2 separate regions of the Homo sapiens genome follow, and region 1 is linked to region 2. Evidence: chromatin contacts called from ENCODE Hi-C or POLR2A ChIA-PET data. All regions are on one chromosome and are shown on one strand. The core of a region is the stretch at or near the end of the contact, and the rest is flanking DNA. Distances in the headings are between cores, read along the strand shown.

The links. A loop is a pair of places that touch in the nucleus more often than their neighbours do. ChIA-PET counts read pairs that join two places held with the same protein, here RNA polymerase II (POLR2A). Pooled maps may share reads with other maps.
Region 1: a loop to region 2 is called in a pooled map, with 2.0 times the contacts of the local background. The contact joins two enhancer-like sites. A Hi-C loop is called at or near these places in 4 of 50 pooled maps. POLR2A ChIA-PET finds 5 or more read pairs at or near these places in 2 of 52 experiments (GM10248 and WTC11).

What each region holds. Positions count from the first base shown.
Region 1 is chr18:62,937,092-62,943,843 of GRCh38, reverse strand. PHLPP1 (PH domain and leucine rich repeat protein phosphatase 1) reads right to left here. Exons shown (of 17, transcript NM_194449.4): 11 at 1,926-2,126. Among named protein-coding and RNA genes, the nearest start is that of PHLPP1, 220 kb to the right of the region's middle. RefSeq lists an enhancer at 658-1,857. Within about 2 kb of position 4,268, at least 2 of the 41 ENCODE cell types and tissues checked have a DNase peak (open chromatin) inside an H3K27ac peak, as active enhancers do.
Region 2 is chr18:62,781,776-62,788,893 of GRCh38, reverse strand. All of the region lies in intron 1 of PHLPP1 (PH domain and leucine rich repeat protein phosphatase 1), which reads right to left. Among named protein-coding and RNA genes, the nearest start is that of PHLPP1, 70 kb to the right of the region's middle. Within about 2 kb of position 3,698, at least 7 of the 41 ENCODE cell types and tissues checked have a DNase peak (open chromatin) inside an H3K27ac peak, as active enhancers do.

The DNA.
Region 1 (6,752 bases), core at 3,019-5,518, 150 kb before region 2:
TTAAATATGTTATCATCATATTTTGAAAAAAATATAGTGATACGGTTTGGATTATTTGTCCCCTCCAAATCTCATGTTGAAACGTGATTCCCAGTGTCAGAGGTGGGGCCCGGTGGGAGGTGTTTTGGTCATGGGGGCAGATACCACATGAATGGCTTGATGCCCTTCCCATGGTAATCAGAGAATTCACACGCTGTGCATTCACGCAAGACCCTGGCATCTCTTTTGCCCCCTCTCTCACCATGTGACACAATGGCTCCCCTTCACCTTCTGCCATGATTGTAAGCTTCCTGAAGACTCACCAGAAGCAGATGCCAGCCCTTGTGTGCCTTGAAACTAATGGGTAATGGTGCATGAAAAATGATTAAAAGCACAGAAAACAGGCCCCCAAAAGAAAAAGTTAAAGAAATTTCCAACTCGCCACATAAAAAGAAGGTGGCAAAAGATGTGAAGACAAAATGACTAGATGGTGGTCCCGTTCTTTAATTCAGCAACCATTTAAGTGTGGGCCTTGTGTGAGATATGAGGCTGAGGGATACAGCAAGGTCACAGACCCAGCTCTTAAGGTGCTCTGGTTTGCAGGGGAGCTACTGAGCCACATCACAACCACAGGGAGACAGAATTCATTCCTAGATGGATTTTTTTACAAGGTGTGTTAAAAGTTTCTCTGCACTTAGGGTGGGTGATTACACCTGGCACGGGTCACTGGGGGTATATCCTCAGAATTAGAGCTGATGATCCTTTCCTCTGCAGGGTTTAGACATTCATCATCTGAAAGAAGACAATGAGCTCTTTCAGATAGGTTGCTGTTATGTGATTATCATGGTTTTTTCCAAAAATATCATTTCCCCATTCCATAGTGAAGTAAAAGTAGATGGAAGTAAGCATAAAATAGTTTAATTATTAATATCAAATGAGGAGGAAAGTAAATATTTCATTACACCAAAAACAGAGCAATACTTTAAGTCAACATATACACGGGCCTTCCTTCTTCAGCAAGGGCTCGAACAGACTGGTAGCCCTGAAGGCAGCAGAGGGAAGCTATGATAGTGTTTTGATTTGGCCCCAATGCTGAGTTGCAGTTACCAAGCAGAAACCAGAAGGGTTAGTGTTTGTTTCTTTGATGCGTGGGTGTGTGTTCAAGCCCTAACTTGTTAGATGGATAAAAGCCAATGAAATGGAAACACGGTAAATCCTCACGGCAGGCTCAGCACGCAGATTCACTCAAAGCTAGATATAATGTCACCGCTCACCGAAAATTAGAAATTAAAGTAAAAACAAATTAAAAATGGACTATTTTGAGAGCCAGAATTTGCAATGTTACAGTTTCTATGGTAGTAGAGTCTACCACTGCTCTGTACATCATGAATATGAATATAAAGTTTGGTAGATAATGAAGGATTTTCAGGTTCCTGGTTTACATTCTAATTCCCACATACCCTATTAGGTTAATGTTTTTGGAAACTTTATTATTTACTTTATTTTTTAATAGATAGGGTCTCACTATGTTGCCCAGGCTGGTCTCGAATTCTTCAGCTCAAGTGACCCTCCCATGTCAGCCTCCCGAGTAGCTGGGACTACAGGCACGCACTGCCACACCTGGCTCTAGGATAATGGTTTTTTAAAAAATTAATCTGACTGGTTAAAAAGAAGTAAAAGAAAAAACATACCTGCTAAACAACACATTTTATTTCAAAATCTTAAGAACATTCTTGTGATTAGGTCTTTGGACACATATGAAGAAAACCAATCTACTTCTCTTTAGGGAAATGTCATCATAGCTTACATAAAGGAAACTGTGAAGGGAGCAGGAACAAGCAAACAAACTTGACATCACCTGGGAAATAAATATTTCAGCCTTCACCTTTCTATGAATACACTTTGAGAAATGCAATTCAGAACGCAGCTTTACAACTGTCCTTTACCTTGCTGGAAAACTCTGAAGTCGGTTATAGGCCATGTGAAGGATCTTCAAATGGGGGTGTCCCGTTAACAAGGGCACACATTTGTCTGTGAGGCTGTTATTTGTCAAATACAACTCTTGTAAGATACTGTTTGTCTCTTCGGAAAGCGTGGCTGGAGGAAGGCTTTCCAGTTTGTTCGCAGAGGCGTTCAGGAATCTCAGGCTACAATGACAAAACGCAACAAAATGCCATTGAAAAGTCACAAAAACCCTCAAGAAACCTAAAAGCTTTGATACCAGGCATATTAGAAGCTGGGATCAGAAACATGAATTGAAAAGACAAGCCCTGGCTTCAAGGAGTTCAATTAGCAAGTATTTGTATCTGTGATTCACTAACTATCATGACCACAATAGCTATCTATATGTATTAAACACAGAGATACAACCAATTTTTATGGAAGCACAAAGGTAAGGGGAAGCAATTATTTTTATAGTTGGCGGGGAGTGGAAGAGAAAGTGATATGGTAAAGTTAATATTCTGACTTAAGGAAGAGAAAAACAGTTTCCTATTTTGTAATCAAAAGTTTTTGCTAAAGCAGGAGGATGCCAGGAGTTTGAGACCAGCCTGGGCAACAAAGCAAGATCCTGCCTCTATAAAAATTAGGTGAATAAATAAATAATAAATAAATGGTTCTTATAGTAATAAAACAGGTATTAGATCACAATGCAACTAAATCACATAGTGACTTGAGTCCTCTTCAGTATAAAGTCCAAAGCACATTTTACTGGCTTTCACAAGTGCAGGAGATAATTTGCTCTCTATTAAAACAACATAATATGATGTAGCAATGAGAATAAAGAACTAAAACAACATGTATCAACAGGATGAATCTCACAAACACATAATGACCAGAAGAAGCCAGATACAAGAGGAGACCCACTGCATGATCCCATAACTATATAAAGTTCAAAGTCAGGCAAAATTACTCTGTAGTAACAGAAGTCAGGATGGCAGTAACTCTTAGGTGGGGAGGGAAAGGAGGCAGTATCCAGGAGACGGCGTGTAACGTTTCAAATATTGTAATGTTCTGTTTCTTAGTCCAGGTGCTGGTTACACAAGTGTGCTCACTTTGAGACGAAGCATCAAGGGCTACACTTATGATCTGGCCTCTTTTCTGTATTTATATTGTACTTAAATAAATTTTACATTAAAACAAACAAACAAGATAATATATTGCTGCCACACTTTTCAGATGCTAGAGTGAAAAGAGGATAAAGGCCAGGCGTGGTGGCTCACGCCTGTAATCCCAGCACTTTGGGAGGCCGAGGCAGGCGGATCACAAGGTCAGGAGATCGAGACCATCCTGGCTAACATGGTGAAACCCTGTTTCTACTAAACATACAAAAAATTAGCCGGGTGTGGTGGCGGGCGCCTGCAGTCCCAGCTACTCGGGAGGCTGAGGCAGGAGAATGGCGTGAACCCAGGAGGCAGAGCTTGCAGTGAGCGGAGATCGCACCACTGTACTCCAGCCTGGGCGACAGAGCGAGATTCCATCTCAAAAAAAAAAAAAAAAAAAAAAAAAAAAGAAAAGAAAGAAAAAGAAACGTGGATAAAATATAAAGAATGGTTTTATAACTAAGATAAGTAAAATTGCCCAAAAAAAAAAAAATCCTCCACGGTGATTGTGAAATGTAGTTAAATGCACATTGCAAAGCTGGGGAATGGCAACAAATCCTTGCTGTGATCAGGTTCCAAATCACTCCAAAGGGACGGACTGTGTCACCCTCAAGAGTCAGAGATGACCCTCCTGATTCATGACGAATGTCCAACTGTGCAGCTGCAGCAGGTGGGAAAGAGACAGTGCTCAGTACATAGCACTTGCCTACAAGAGTTAGAAGGGTGAAATCTCCCATGCCTCCCCCTGGCCCCCAGATCAACCCTGTTGATGAACCACACTATTCCCTCATTTCAATCACTTTGGTTTGAAACTTTCACCATTCAATTCAGGACTATTCTGCCATCTGTTAAAAAAAAAAAGAATAAAATCATCCTTAAAAAGAATACAGAATACCAGGCAGTTATTTTTAATCTTGGAGAGAAAAAAAAAGGCTACTAGGAGTCCTCACCAGGACTGTCACTTCAAGCTCTCAGTCCACTAATTTAAAACTCTTCAATCTTGTACAACCCCTTCAACACACAAGCACCAACTCCATTACTTATCTGAGGAAAAGCAGCTTCCCCAAAATAGAACATTTTCCATTAAAGAAACACGTATTCCGTTGACATTAAAAAAAAAAAAAAGGAAGTTAGAGAACGGCTATCCAGACCATAAATAGTCACGGGAAATTATAGTCGTGTGTGCTACAGAGAAGGAAATAAAGGTCACTCCTGCAGTTTCTGAAATGGTTTTGAAGTAGGAAGGAAACAAGTTTCAGCAACATAGTTGTTTACCATCGCTGTTTAGAGTATTTTTATGAGTCTGTTTCTTTAGATCCCATTTAGACCACCTTATTTCCTGTTAAGAATTTCTTTAGTGTAGCATTAGAATAAATTACAATGTAAGAAATAAATTTTATTGCCCTAAAATATCATGGACTAGTGTTGGCTGGGAAACTATATAAAATAATTTCATTAAAATAGAATTCTCAGCTGGGCGCAGTGGCTCACACCTGTAATCCCAGCACTTTGGGTGGCTGAGGCGGGTGGATCACCTGAGGTCAGGAGTTCGAGACCAGCCTGGCCAACATGGTGAAACCCCCCTCCTCTACTAAAAATACAAATATTAGCTGGGTGTGGTGGCAGGCACCTGTAATCCCAGCTACTCGAGAGGGTGAGGCAGCAGAATCACTTGAACCCGGGAGGCAGAGGTTGCAATGAGCCAAGACTGCACCATTGTGCTCTAACCTGGGCAACAAGAGCGAAACTCCGGCTCAAAAAAAAAAAAAGAAAGAAAGAAAGAAAGAAAAAAGACAAAAATAGAATTCTCTAGGAAATATGTAGTTATACACACACAAACACATGCGATAAAACAAAGTGAATTCATGTTTGCATATTTTTTAGGCCAGAAAAAGAGGGAATGTTTTAAAAACAGACAAGTGAATGCTCATCTAGAAAGCTGCCAAGCAACTTAAAAAACCCCTCATGGCATCTGAATAAAGGGAAGAAAGTGATTTCCTCAAAGATTTATCCTCTCATCTTTTTGAAAGTTGTCTGTAATTAAGGAACTATATACCTTTTATGCAAAATTAAGGGGGAAACTGCCAGCATCATCCACCTCCAAGAAATGAAACTAGTTAGTTGAAACCACATGAAGTGGTTCCAAAGGACATCATCTGAACTGCATAAAGTCTGACTTAATCACCTTGCTGGTTAATAGTCAAAGAGCAAACAATTGGACTAAAAATATTTTTTATTATCATAGTATCAGGAAAATTAAATTCAATACCCATTCACTTAAGCCATTCTTCCTAAAACCTCACAATGTTTCAGCAGGAGACAATTTAAATTGGTTTAATAGTCTACATTTCATCCTTCCACCAGAACGAACAAATACTTTAGTTTTGCAAAGTTTCTCCAGGATGGTTAACAATTTTAGTAAATAAATAGGCTCCAGAACCCCACTCTCTGCTTTCAACCTTGCAAAAAAGCTGAATTCTTAAAGGGCTGAGTCAGGTCTCAACTCTGTATGATGTGATAACTATCCTCAAGCTTCTTCCTTACAGAATTTTGTAATAAGTATACTATAAAAAAGATGGTTTAATGTGCCAACAGCTGTTTCATGCTTCATCCATATAACATTTTTCACTATGCAATCCTCTTCTAATTAGAGAAAAAGCAGTAACATATGACTGTTTTCTTTTCATTTGTAAGGTACTTTGTAGATTCCACAGACACCACAGACCTTTCTTCCTTCTTCTTTTTTATTTTCTTTTTTGACAGAGTCTTGCTCTGTTGCCCAGGCTGGAATGCAGTGGCATTTGGCTCACAGCAACCTCCGCCTCCCAGGTTCAAGCAATTCTCCCACCTTAGCCTCCTGAGTAGCTGGGATTACAGGCATGCACCACCATGCCCAGGTAATTTTTGTATTTTTAGCAGAGACAGGGTTTCACCATGTTGGCCAGGCTGGTCTCGAACTCCTGACTTCAAGTGACCCACCTGCCTAGGCCTCCCAAAGTGCTGGGACTACAGGTGTGAGCCACTGCACCTGGCCACTATTTTCTATCTCATTTGATTTTTCCATCACCCCAGAGATATAACCTCTCATATTTCACGAAAGACAAAACTCAAAGCTGAGAAAGTAACATTATTTGGCAATGGCTCAATAGTAACTAGTGGCAGAGACAGAAATAAAACTCGGATTTCATCAGTCTCAAGTCCACAGTTTTCTACCATGTGTCTCCAAAATTCAAATGTTGAAAAATAATTATAAAAACCTTTTTGTGGGGACATTTTCATAGGTCCTTTTTTTCTAAAAGAGCTGGAGGGTCAAGCAGGGCACCTGCATGTAATGTGAAGACCACGTGTGCACAGCATTTCAAACTCAATTCTTAAAACAAGTTAGTAAATAGCACAGTACTCAAGAACTTCTCTCAGCATAGAGTTCAAAAGTCTCAGAGAAAAGACACACAGATATGGCTCCTGCCCTAAAGTGTTTGGAAAGTCACCCGCAACAACAGTGAGACAAATCCATTTCCTGCTTCTTGAGCAATTGCTCTGCTCTCCTTGGCATATTCTGTCCATTTGACTCATCTATATATTTTTTGTTTTGTTTGCTTTTTAGTAATTTCCAGCACACCCTTAAATTTTACAGCCAAATTCTCTTAGAAACAGGGCACAGGATTTGGTACC
Region 2 (7,118 bases), core at 2,449-4,948:
CTGGTTCCCTTTGCACAACAGAAAAACAGACATAAGAATACAAAGAGATGAAAGAACCTAAGATATAAGAAATATATAGGAAAAAGGGGGAAAAAGGCATTGTGAGTAAACCATCTTTTATCTGGAATTCAAAATACTCTGTTCTTGGTTTATCCAACCAGTACCAAAAAGACAAGTTGTACAGTATAAAAAGGGTTTGGTATGGTAATTTTACAACTCAAGATTGATGTTTTGAAAAACATAAGATGTACAAGTTTTAATTACAATTTATGGTGACACACCTTGGTAGACTGAACAAGAACAGCTCTTTGACAAAAACAAAAAAAAACAAAAAAACCCTCTTACTACCCATCTATTTTTGAAAGCACATGAATTACATAAAATGGTGCTCTGTTATAAACAGCACACAAAAGGAAAAACCTTTCACCTTTTGCCAGAAGACACTATTCCAATATAAACTGAGAAGGGAGGGACTGATTTCTAACTTGTCCCTGGTAATTACAGTGAGATTACACATGCACTGCAAGTCCTGCTTAGTCTCTGTCTCTGACAACAGTCATCCTTCCCTATTCCCACCATTCTAGTCCCTGCTTTACCACCTTGGCTCATTCAGAAAAATACAAGTGTGCCCAGGACACCTGGGCAGTGAAAGCGGATCCACCTCCCGGAGATAAAGCCTAGGGGTTCTCTGTTAACAACCAATTCAAAGGAAGGAATTTAAAGAAAACAAACTTAAAAGGGCCTCTCTGCTGCGCCTCAGGAGACCACAGCTTCAAACAGATAGAAAATGCTATTGGCATAACGTCTTCATTGATGTATTATTGAAAAAATCAAATAACATAAAACAGACATGAAATGTTTATGACAGGATACTGAATGAATACAGTGCCATTGAGGTCTAATAAAACTAGCAATGTTCTCCCAAAGGCAGCAGTCTGGATAAAGACTCTAAACAGGGCAAATGTACTTTTAACCAAGTTCCACTTAACCAACCCACTGGATTACCCACACATCTCCATTCCTTCAGTAAAACACATCGGTGAAATCCATAACACCATGGGATCCCCCACTAGTATGCACAGCATATTCCTATCCCCCACCCCCGCTGCACGGTAATGCTAATTGTACTTGTAATTACATTATTAATAACATTTACGTAGACCAGTGAAATATGAAGGCAAAGTAATTTCTGTGAAAATTAAACTAAATGCTTTGGAGAAACTCAATCAAGTGAATCAATTAATAAAAATACCAAAATAGGTTCAGAAAGAAACTGTAAATGGGAAAAGGCTGATAAAAATCTATACCCTGGTTCCAAGGCAAGAACTAAAATAAAAATTCAATTCCTGCTTCTGTCATCCTCGGAATATTAAACTAGGAATTATTCTTTGCTCCCCTCAGTTCCTCCCTTCAAAACGATGCTTTAGGTCGGGCACGGTGGCTCAAGCCTCTAATCCCAGCACTTTGGGAGGCCGAGGTGGGCGGATCATCTGAGGTCAGAAGTTCGAGACCAGCCTGGCTAACATGGCGAAAACCCGTCTCTATTAAAAATACAAAAATTAGCCAGGCAGTAGCGGCACGTGCCTGTAGTCCCAGCTACTCGTGAGGCTGAGGCAGGAGAATCATTTACAGGAGGTGGAGGTTGCAGTGGGCTGAGTGTACCATATACAGATAATTGGGGTTAGCTATATTTCAAAAATTGAGAGCAATCTGTTAAGCTAAAAAGAAAAGAGAGAAAAAAAAGGCATCCTGAGTAAAACATCTTTTCTCTGGAATCTAAAATTCCAGAGAAAATTGAATTTTTTCCCTGCACTCTGGCCTGGGCGACAAAGTGAGACTCCGTCTCTAAATAAATAAATAAATGAATGAATGCATGCACGCTTTAGAGGTATTCTACACCTCCCTGCCTCTAGATAAAGTCTAAGATGGGGAAAGTATTTGCAAATTACCTTAAACATTTTATATTCTCCTTTAGCCAGCTTTTTCAATTAACTGACCAAATACTCATTCTAATTATGTTACATCAGAAATTTTATACTAAATAAACAGCACAAACCATTGCAAAAAATGAAGACAAATGTCATTACTTCTTTGGCACAACTGGTAGCTTTTAGAAGAGGCAGTTCACAGAGCAGACTGTGAACCTTTTACCAAAATCATTCTACTAAGTGTAGCTACTATTAAAAGCAAGAGCTTAGGACAGCCTTTAAGTGTAGATACAAAAAAAGTCAATGATTTTTTATTCATTTGCTTTGTAAACAGCATTCTTAAATTGCAGATGACTTTTTCTCCTTAATATTGATCAAGAAAATCAGATGTTTAAATGAAAAGTTTGTTGCAAAAAGCAAAGACAATGGGAACAGTAACTTTGAAAATAAGGCAGCGAGATTAGTAACTTACCCAAGGTCACAGAGCTAGGAAATAAAACAGCCAAGACAGTCTGATTCCATGGACTTAACTCTCAACCAAAAGTAATAATGATAGTTAAGGATCACAAAACAAAACAACAATAACAACAACAAAATGGTGATACTACAACAAGATGGTGATAATAATAAATGATAACCAACTTGATGGTTCCATTCATAAAGTTCAAGATATGGGAAGCATCAGACTCATCCGTCTGCTGGAGAGGGCTTGTAGACATAGAATAAAGATGTTTATCTTTTAAAATGCCTATTACTCCTTACACTGCAAGGAACACTTTAAAAACTGACTTTTACCTGTGAGCATTAGCCACAGACGCCTATATTAAGAAATGTAATGTCTCTCTTTTAGGAAGATGCTCTGGCATCAGTGTGCAGAAGGGACTAGAAACTGAGGGACCACACTAGAGGCTATCACTGGTTAAACTGACTACAAGAAATTAATGACAATCTTGAGTTAAGGCAGGGATAGAAAGTCAAAGAGGGTGATAAGAGATATATTTAGGAAGTAGTCATCTCCCTATGTGTATCTACCTATGATTATTACAGTTATTGATTAAGCACTTGTTGCAGGTCAGGCACTTGGCTATGGACTGAAAATATTCAAATACAATTCAGTTCAGCTTACCACTCTTCCCCCTGCATGGCCCACTCCTGCCATACCAAACGATGGCATGGTTTCCTCACCTCCAAAATTAAACCGACAGCATATTCCTTTTTTACTTAGGCCCCAAATCCAGCATGAACGGTAATGACCCGAGAAAAGAACAATGCCAAAATTTTGGCAAAACAGCACAGTGGGCAGCGGAGAAAGCCTTTGGCATTAGGAAAACTACTTTCATGTTACGCTTTTCTTGCCTGTAAGGAAACTTTTTTTCCACAAACAATTTAAGTCTATATTAATGCCATTTTCTTCTCCCCAGAAGGATGTTACTAATCTATAAACAGTACTAAAATTTACAATCTAGGTAGATCAATCTTGCCCAACACCATCTCTAATAGCCACAGCACAAAGGTAGAGAAACCAGCCTTATTTCTCTATTTCAGTCCCAAGGTACTGCTTTGAATTTGTTTTTGCTCTAACAAACAGAGCAACCGCTTCTCCCTCTATAAACAGTACTCTCTCCTTTCCTGAATGATGAACACAGCAGGAATCTTAACACTGCTTCAGATGTTACATAAATTCTCCCTGTCCTTCTGAGGATGATACAGAGAGTCTTAAATGGCTCTTTATCTACTGACTGTGACATCACTGTTGGCAGCCACGGCACTATAATTGTTTTGGGGGAGAAGCACTGAATATCTCTGAGTGATCACATGCATTCTCTATTCCCTCCCTATCAGCCAAACACTGTATTTAGTGAACAATATAAACAATACATCAATTACAGTCCTTTAAAATTGAGAGTCAAACAGAAAAACATACCAATTATCTGGTTTTCTATGTTTTATAACAACCTAATTTTGGAGCTATGATTTAATTGCCTTCGTTATAAATAAGGAGTTTTTCAAATTATTCTCCCCTCCTCTAGCATTTATGCTATATTAATCTTTTTTTCCACAAATATCTATATATCTTCTGATTTTATGACTCATTTTGCCCTGAACAGACCATGCTTCAATTTCTCAATTACGGCAACTACGTCAAAAAGGAAACCACAATTACTGAATTCAAAAAAGGATCCCCATAATCTTCTGTTGATTTAAGTGTCAGTGAAACTAGCTTGTGCTCTGTTCCAATTCACTCTCAAAAAGTTCAATTAGGACTAAATGAAATGACCAAATAGTCCAAAACGTTAACACGTACTGAAGCAGGTTATATATCTGCAAACAACATGAGGTTTTATTAGTGATAATTCTCCCATTTCTTCAGCACACAGACAAATGTGTGGCTTTAGCAGTTTCTGATTTTGCACCACTCACTTAACTGCAAGTTGGCCTTCACTGGAACAAACTTAGCCCTTAAACTTCTCTTCCTTCTGAAGATGACAGCTTATGGGTATGGCTACAAAACCTACCATGAGTTATAGTACACCAACTTCTATTACCCTCCTCAAGCCTAAAATAAGAATTCTGTCCCTGCTTTCTTTCTATTAGCCTTTGGGATGAAACTATTATAGTAGAAACTTTACATTCCTCTTTTACTCTCACTATTGACATTTGGGGCCAGATAATTCTTTCCTGAGAGGCTATCCTGTGTATTGTAGGATGTTTCACTGTCCAATGACAAATGTCAAAGTAATCCCTCTATTTGTGACAATGAAAAAGTCTCCAGATGTTGCCAAATGCTCATGAGAACCACTGCTTTAGACATACCCCACTGTCTGCCCCATGTGAAGTCTAGGAGGAGGAAAGTACAATCAGAGAATGAGAATAACTTCAAAATACTCCCCATCGTCTTGAATCTTAAAAATGCACAACCTTGGAGGCCATGAGCCTGGGTCTGGAGTTACAAGTGCTCTGAGCTGTAGCCAGCAGCTTCAGCTCTGCCTAGCCAGGTGGCAGACACTAGGCCCTTTCTTGCTGTGGCCATCTTTCTTCTCATTCTCAGGCCCTTTCTTGAATGAGAGACCAGACCAAAATTGTGAGAAGTATAAGTTCTCTAAAAGTCAACTATAAATTCCGTATTGCTTTTTTACTTCCATTATGTGGACTGTTGTGCCTACAGTCAATCATTTCACCCCATAAGAAACATGATTTAATTAGGTTAAGGCACAAGTTATTAGGCTGTATTCCAAACATAAACTGGTAGCTATTCTAAGAGAAAAAAAAAAAATGCATCAAGAAAAAAGGGCAAAAGAAAAGCTTTTCTTCAAGGCTTCAGGTGTCCCCTTAATAGTGCTATTCATGGATCAGAAAAGATACTCATTTCATGAGTGCTGCACAATAGCTTCTTGTTACAATAACCATTACAATATAGCATTTATTGAAAGGCTTGTGGGCTGGGTGTGGTGGCTCACGCCTGTAATCCCAGCACTTTGGGAGGCCAAGGCGGGCAGATCACGAGGTCAGGAGATCGGCACCATCCTGGCTAACATGGTGAAACCCCGTCTCTACTGAAAATACAAAAAAGTTAGCTAGACATGGTGGCGGGCACCTGTAGTCCCAGCTACTCAGGAGGCTGAGGCAGGTGAATGGCGTGAACCCAGGAGGCAGAGCTTGCAGTGAGCCAAGATCACGCCACTGTGCTCCAGCCTGGGCAACAGAACAAGACTCTGTCTCAAAAAAAAAAAAAAAAGAAAAAAAAAAGAAAGGCTTGTGGGGAGCAGAATCAAGACCTAGTAACTATACGTGACTCATCTTTTTTTTTTTTTTTTAAAACTCTGAAAACAAATACTTTTAACTCACTAAGTTTTAGCATGAGTACCATTGATGGGTATCATTTCTATCTTCTGGCAAGAACAGTATTTTATTGGTCCCTAAATTATTTAAAGATTCTCATAAACTCTCATCAAAGTGATTTACTTATGAGAGCTGGAAGCAACCCAAACTATGGCTAAGTGTTTAAAACATTATAAAAGTAAATAAATTAATTTTACTACAGCACAAACAGATGTCAAAAAACAGACCACTGGAAGTCAAAAAACAAATAGCGCTTTGCCCCGAAAACATCTGATCTTAATCTGTCAAAAATTACCACTGCACTGCCTTTTGCTATGCCATCTTTAACACCGCCAAGAGTCACTACCCCTTGTTATTTCTCCTTCCCTCAAATAATTTACAGGTAAGAATTTATAGGATAGGAGATTTATCCCTATCTTACCTAGGGATAGATATTAAAGTCAGTGAATAGGATAAAATCACATATTATTGAAATTATTGCTGTAAATTCCTTCATTTGTGAATTCTGTCACATATATAACACTTATAGTTAATATAAAAGATGGAGTGCATATAGCTGAATTCATGTAAATTAAATTTGTATATAATATGTCTGCACTGTACTAAGATACTTTTAAGCAAGAATATATATGGCAGAGAGAGCCCCATTATTTAGTATTGAATCCTTCACAGTAAGTCACATCTTTTTAGGTGATAATATTGTGTGGCAACCCTGAATTATTCCACCCAATTAAAAAATCCAATTGAGTTAAACTATTACATCTTGCTCCTTACACCTTAGTCTATGTCTGGTGCCTCTGTTCTCTCTCCACAACCCTTACTTGGTTCAGCAGAAGAGGCTTGCCACATGTTCACAAATACAAGCAAAAATCAGGATTAGGAGACACCTGCACAGGCAGACTCATGCCTCTTGGCAGACATCCTCCAGTTGAGCAAGAGGAGCATCAGTAAAGTGAAGAGGAAATAGGCAGCGAAGTGTTTGCGTAAATATGTAACAAAGACAAACCCCTTTGGCATCTGAAAAGCATGAAATCAAAAGTATGGCTGAAAACATATTACAATAGGACTTAGGACAACAGAGAATTCATGACCATAACAAAAAAGAATGTGAAACAATGACAAGTCACTGAACCTCCAACACTGCTACCAAGTGTTATTTGTGATGGAGGCAACTGGCACTTTCTTACAAAACTTTTATTAGTCACTAAAACAGTTTCTTAGGGGAATCTTCATTCCAATCAGCAAGACTCACAGCTAAAAATTTCTCATATGTATTCCAAGCTAATGAAAATCTGGTGAATATAGGCCCTTTTTAAGAAAATACAATAAATCAAAGTTATCTTCATGAGG